2 separate regions of the Homo sapiens genome follow, and region 2 is linked to region 1. Evidence: chromatin contacts called from ENCODE Hi-C or POLR2A ChIA-PET data. All regions are on one chromosome and are shown on one strand. The core of a region is the stretch at or near the end of the contact, and the rest is flanking DNA. Distances in the headings are between cores, read along the strand shown.

What was found. A loop is a pair of places that touch in the nucleus more often than their neighbours do. ChIA-PET counts read pairs that join two places held with the same protein, here RNA polymerase II (POLR2A). Pooled maps may share reads with other maps.
Region 2: a loop to region 1 is called in a map with no recorded cell type, with 5 times the contacts of the local background. The contact joins two enhancer-like sites. A Hi-C loop is called at or near these places in 1 of 168 maps with a recorded cell type or tissue (left ventricle myocardium inferior), 1 of 37 single-sample maps with no recorded cell type and 4 of 50 pooled maps. POLR2A ChIA-PET finds 5 or more read pairs at or near these places in 1 of 52 experiments (BJ).

Annotation. Positions count from the first base shown.
Region 1 is chr6:166,539,722-166,542,607 of GRCh38, forward strand. The region is part of intron 1 of RPS6KA2 (ribosomal protein S6 kinase A2); the gene reads right to left. Among named protein-coding and RNA genes, the nearest start is that of MIR1913, 32 kb to the left of the region's middle. RefSeq lists enhancers at 1,509-1,628, 2,219-2,438, 2,609-2,886. Within about 2 kb of position 1,395, at least 8 of the 41 ENCODE cell types and tissues checked have a DNase peak (open chromatin) inside an H3K27ac peak, as active enhancers do.
Region 2 is chr6:166,749,790-166,752,675 of GRCh38, forward strand. It overlaps a transcript of RPS6KA2 not described here. Among named protein-coding and RNA genes, the nearest start is that of RPS6KA2, 120 kb to the left of the region's middle. Within about 2 kb of position 1,367, at least 2 of the 41 ENCODE cell types and tissues checked have a DNase peak (open chromatin) inside an H3K27ac peak, as active enhancers do.

The DNA of each region.
Region 1 (2,886 bases), core at 145-2,644:
ATGACTTCCCTTGTAAAGGGGTAGGCCATCTGCCCAAGTGCCAGGCCCTGGAAATGGAACACTGGAAAGGAGGTGTTTCTCCCAACATGAGACATTCGAGCCCAACTGTTCCTTGAATTTATCTCTGCATTTCTCTGAGATTTCTGTTCCACTATCTATACATTCGTACACCCCTTTCTACAGTTTTAGCTCGGGGTGAGGGGCTGAAAAACTTCAGAAACTGCTGGCTAAAATGCGCATCCAAAAACAGCAACCAGGAATTGTATGCATAGTGTGCTCTGGGAACCAGGGGCCTCTCATTCCTCATTGCTTCTTTTCATGAAGAAACTGTGAAGTGGAGATTTTCTCCTGAGACTCAGATTACACATTAATAGCTGGAAGTGATAGAGGTGGGCTTCTCATCAAGGACTGACTTCGAAGCCAAGTACTTCCACCCTCTGTTTTACTCTAAGAGTGAAGACTTCCAAATGAAATCACAATAGCAATAACGTACATGACGATGTTTGAAAAATTCAGTTTCTCAAAACGGTTACTTATAAATCTTGCTATTTTACCTCCATGTCACAAATAGAGGCACATGTAAAAGCAGATAAGGTGTCTGAGCCGTGGAAACTCACAGCGGATTAGAGGCCTATGCAGTTATCCATGGCTTTTCCATTCTCAGTTAAAGGAAACACTTTCGTCTCCATATCTTCAAGGATGATTTGCTATTTTTGTAAAAACAGTGGTTTTTTTTTGTTTGTTTGGGAAAACAATGAGTATAGCCAAAATTGACTCTGTTTAATCCATCCTGAAGTTCATATGAGTGCAGTTGGAAGATACAGAATTACAATTTTGTTGCTTCATAATTACTTCTTGAATGAGTAAGTAAAAATGCTAGAGGCACAGCCCAGCCAATGGGCATTATATTTAGATGCTAATTTGTGAGGGGACATCACATTTTAAGCCCTTCCTCCCTTCACAGCACAGGCTTACTAGAATTGCAGGACCATGCTAGCCACCCGAGACTGTGCAGCTTTTGTGGTGAAATCTCCTGGTTTATGGAAAGGGACAGAAAAAAATGAGGCCCTCAGGGATCCACGTGTGTCACTGCCTGTGAGAACCACTACCTTCCACGCGGCTGCTGGAGGTGGCTTCCTGCACAAAAAACAAAGGCAGGAGCCCAAGTTCAAAAAAATTCATCATGGAAACATGTATGCTATCTTTTCCCGTCATTGACCTACGAAAGGAAGAAAGAAATTGCAGACGATTTGTCATTTAAAGAACAACAAAATACTCCTCTTCTGTTACTAAAACACTGTCCTCGCAATGGGTCCATTAACATCCTCTACCTACAGGACTAGCACGCGCATGAGTCATCCAAACCCCAGCCTCCCTCCCAAAATAGCTCCCATCATGCAGCTGTGTTAATGCGACGCCCACACTATGAAAAAAGGAATCACCACCAAAGCACACCCTTCTGTGACTTCATTTTGGTAACGAGAGCATGGCAACGGCCACACTGCAGAACAGAAAGTAAAATTCAACACCGCCCAGAGGTGTGGGGCAGGCGAGGCACGAGCTGGCCAGGGAGGCTTCACACTGCAGCCACCACCCTTTCCTGGGGCACGTTTCCCAGCCCTTGTGTATGTTTCCTAAAGATTTCCAGTTCCTTCCTTTTTCTTCAGCAGCTCTTTGTGGAGGGTCTGAGACCCACAGCTGTGGTGAATGAGCTCATGCAGTCCCATGGGTCCTGGTCCCCTTCACTGCCTTTGTGGGACATGCCTTTGTGGGACTAGGCTCTGAAGCGAGAGTGACAGCATCCGGGCTACTTGGATGCCACCTGGCCATGGACGCTGGCACCTCAGAATTCCCATGGGTGTTCCCCTGCTCCCAGTCAGCCCGTTTTTTAGGCTGGCTTCACGCCTTCCTCAGCACTTCCAAATTGCCATCCCCTGTTGCCTCCCGCCTCCCCGGTCCATGCCACACCCCCACCTCCGTTGCAGAAGTTCACCTTCTTTAGTCATTTCTGTAACGTTTCGAATCAAAGCCTTCGACGCAGATATCTCATAACATTTCAAATTTTGTGCAGATTCTTTCTGTCAAAGTATTGAGAGCAAATGTACCTGAAGTACACACATAATTTCATCTCCTAAAATGACATGAAAAACGCCAGCTTTCTTCCCTAATAATATTGCGATAGAGTTCACTTCTCATTTCAAATCAGTAAGGTTTTTAACCGCAAAGCATCTGAGGCGTCAATGGAAAAAAATCCCCAAGAGCATCACCTTTCAGACTTCAGAGTTCTGCCTTCACAGTGACATTTTAGCTTGAACTTGCTGGAGGATGCTTAACTTTCTTTTTCACTTTCCCCAAAACGAAAACAAAACAAAACAAACAAAGATCTGGTGTTCCATGGACTCGGCGCGCACTCTGGGGTCTGTGTGAATAGGAAACAGCCAGATGAAGCCCCAGCACCATACTCCCGGGCACTGCTGATAACGACCCTCTCTGGACAGCCCTGGTTTCTGGATCCCTTCATGACAACCACCCTAAGGGGCAACTAGCATGAAAATGTTACTCACATTTCATTTTGAAATATGTGCCTTTTCTGTTTTATGAAGCAGGTAATTTTATCTAGAGCTTGATGAGGATTTGCATGCAATGCCTTAGGAAGATCAAGTCTGTTCCTGAATCGGCTGCATCCATGGCAGGAGCATGTGGTTTCCAGCACAGCTACTGTAAACAGTATTTTTAAAGCTAACTTGAGAGCTTTGGGAGGAGGAGCTGGGACGGTGATCAGGTGCTAGCTCCATAAGCAACAATTCCAAACATTTTGTAACGTAAGAAAGAAAAACTAGAGGTATAAACTGTTTAAATGATGTTTGAATGTGACAAATTGTGACA
Region 2 (2,886 bases), core at 117-2,616, 210 kb after region 1:
TCTCCATCCTCCTTAATGTCTGCACTGCCTGGCTGGGAGCTGCAGCGGGAGCCTGGCCTCTCCTCCTCCTCCTCCTCCCAAAGCTTCCTTCCCCCTTTCCACCACACAGACTAAGGCAGGAGGCTGGGCAAGGGGAAGGGGGATACTGAGTGAGGAAAACAGAGAGGGCGGTGGAGGTGGCCACACAGTCAGCATCGGAAGCAGAGCTGGCATGTCCCTTCTGAGTCCAGCCCGGCTTGAGTCAGCGGGGAGGGGCAGGGAGGAGGGGGCCTTCCTGGGAGAAGGCAGGGGCCGCACCAAGTGCCCCTGAGGTGCCCATGCCGGAGAGAAGTTGGCTTCCTGGAGCCCCACTCTGTGCTACTGTGAAGGGCGGTTCCATCCGCCTAGGTTTTGTTAGTTCTGTGAGCCATACAGGATTAGCGTGCCCTGCAGTGCTGCAGAGACATCGGGCGTGCTCCCCTCCTGTGTCCTCAGCTTCTCCCCTGGGGGGGTGCTCACCAGCCCAGGGCCCCACCCCAACCCTAGAGGTCCCTGGGATTCCCTGAGTTCTCACCAGCCTTGGAGGCCCCGAGTCACCCCACGCAGTGCACGCACATCTGTGACACACTCCTCCCACACAGTCTCCCTCAGCCCCTCTTGACCCTCCTCCTCCTCAGACACACGCCTTTCCGGGGCCTGTACTTGTCAATCCCCAGACATCCCTGGCTGCTTCCTACATGCCCAGGCTCTGCGCTTGCTGGCCCAGGAACTGCCCTCCGTGCCTCTTCTGACTCTGTCACAACGGGGGTTTCTGCATCTGTGCTGTCTTCCCTTCTACTGTGGCTGAGGACCGCAGGTGCCACCCGAGCCCGAGCTCCTTGAGCATCCCTTGTGCCTAGAACATGCCAGGCACGCAGCACAGATGGGTGTCATTGGTCTGGGACATTGCCACGGAAGTCTCCAGCCCTCATGCACCAGAAAGAGAAGAGTGACAAGGATCATACTGAGGAGGTCAGGAACTCTAGCTGAGAATTGGTCTAAAGCAATGGAAATGGGAAATTCTGTAAATCCAAGCTCTGCTCCTTGGAATCATTTAGAAACTGGCCAAGGGCTAAGACATCCCTCTTGCTGCGTAGACTGTGATCATATTCAGGAGGAAAAGCACAACTCTCTGAGGGGACAAATTCTATTTGCCTAAACAGAGGTGAGGCTGCTGACACTCTAGAAAGTGTGAAGTGTGCTTTTGTGACCGAAGCTGGCCTCTGCATCCCCTAACTCAGCACCTCACAAAGTTTATAACCCTCACGCAGTGCCCCCGAGCTGCAGGTGACGGCAGGCCTCCAGGTTCAGCGGTGAAATAGCGGAGCAGTAAGATCTTACAGCATTACTTCCCCAAGTCAGCCGGAAGTTTTGCCAGCCCCGTGCTCCTCCCTGAAACCTCAAAAAGCCTGCTTCCAAGCCGCCTGCTTGTTCTTCCCAAGGTGGAGGCAAGACCAGCGCCCTCTGGCCAGGTGCGTTCAGGAAGGGGCAGAGATTACACAGGAATTCAGATGAGTTCCAGGGACGGCAGCTGCCAGGGTCCCGTCAAACGCACAGTCACAGGAGGGCTTCCCCTGAGTTGGCCCTGAGTCAGCCAGCTGGGCTGTGGTCTGCTCTGCAGCAGGAGGCAGCTGAGCAGAGCCTGTAACCCCTCAGGGGAGGCAAAGCTGCACCGCAGGGCGTGGAGGAGGTGCAGGCCGGCCAGCCCAAGGCAGATAACAGATGGCGACAGGGGCTTGAGGCTTGGCTTCTCTGCTGGCCTAGGTGTCTGGAACGGCTGGGCCGCCACTGGAGCCGTGGAAAGAGGGGTCTAAGTGTCTGAGCTTGGAATCAAGGTATTCCCAAATTTTCTGCTCGAAGCCCCACAAGTTTCCATTTTCCACCACAGCCAGTTGGATCAAACTTTGCACCATTCGCATCCTAGTGAAGTCCAATAGTCAGCCGATTTGGGGATTCTATGCAAAGCCAAACAGTGGCACAGACTCTAGGAAATCTACAGAATGAGCAGAACATGTCTTCATGACGATTCAAGGTCAGGCCCTGTGGACCAAGGACAGCATGGAGCACAGAGGCCAGACTCCGTGGAGCACAGAAGCCAGACGCTGTGGAACACAGAGGCCAGACTCCATGGAGCACAGAGGCCAGACTCCGTGGAGCACAGAAGCCAGACTCCTTGGAGAAAGGGGCCCCAGAAGACAAAGGGGCCAGCACAGGCCAGCCAAGGAGTACCTGAGACCTCAAAGGCGACACCAGGTCCATTTGTACCTGGGTATTCAATGTCTCATGTGCATTTGTTAGAAATTAGATAAAATCAATGCTTATTATTTTAAATAAAGACATCGTTTCTAACTATTTTAGTCATTAATAACCTGTGATCTTCCAGATGGGCCGGCCTAGCCAATGGGCGGTATAGCCACAACCCAGGTCCTCTGTGAGTATGATGAAGACATCACACAGAGTGAACAGCCTCTGAAACGTAGGGCTGTGAAGCGCGTCCACAGTCACCGCAGAGCAAGACCAGAGTACACATCCTTTACCAACCTCAGCTTCACATTCAACAGCGAGCGGACACACTGAAGTCTAGAGAGGCAATTTAGAATGAATGGAAAGAGAAACCTTAAGAGACAGAAAGGCAGAGAGAGATTTTTCAAAATCTTATTTTATAATTAGTAAAAATATAGGAATACAGTCACTTCAAAAGCTGACATTAGCTAAGAACATTAATGGGTTATTAAATATTTAATTTAATTCAGAGATGATAGACCCATAATGATGATTAAGGTTATTATAGAAAAGGATGATTCTTGGTGTTAGAGATCATTTACTCAAACCCTTGTATTTTAAAAGAAAGAAAGACTGAGACTAACA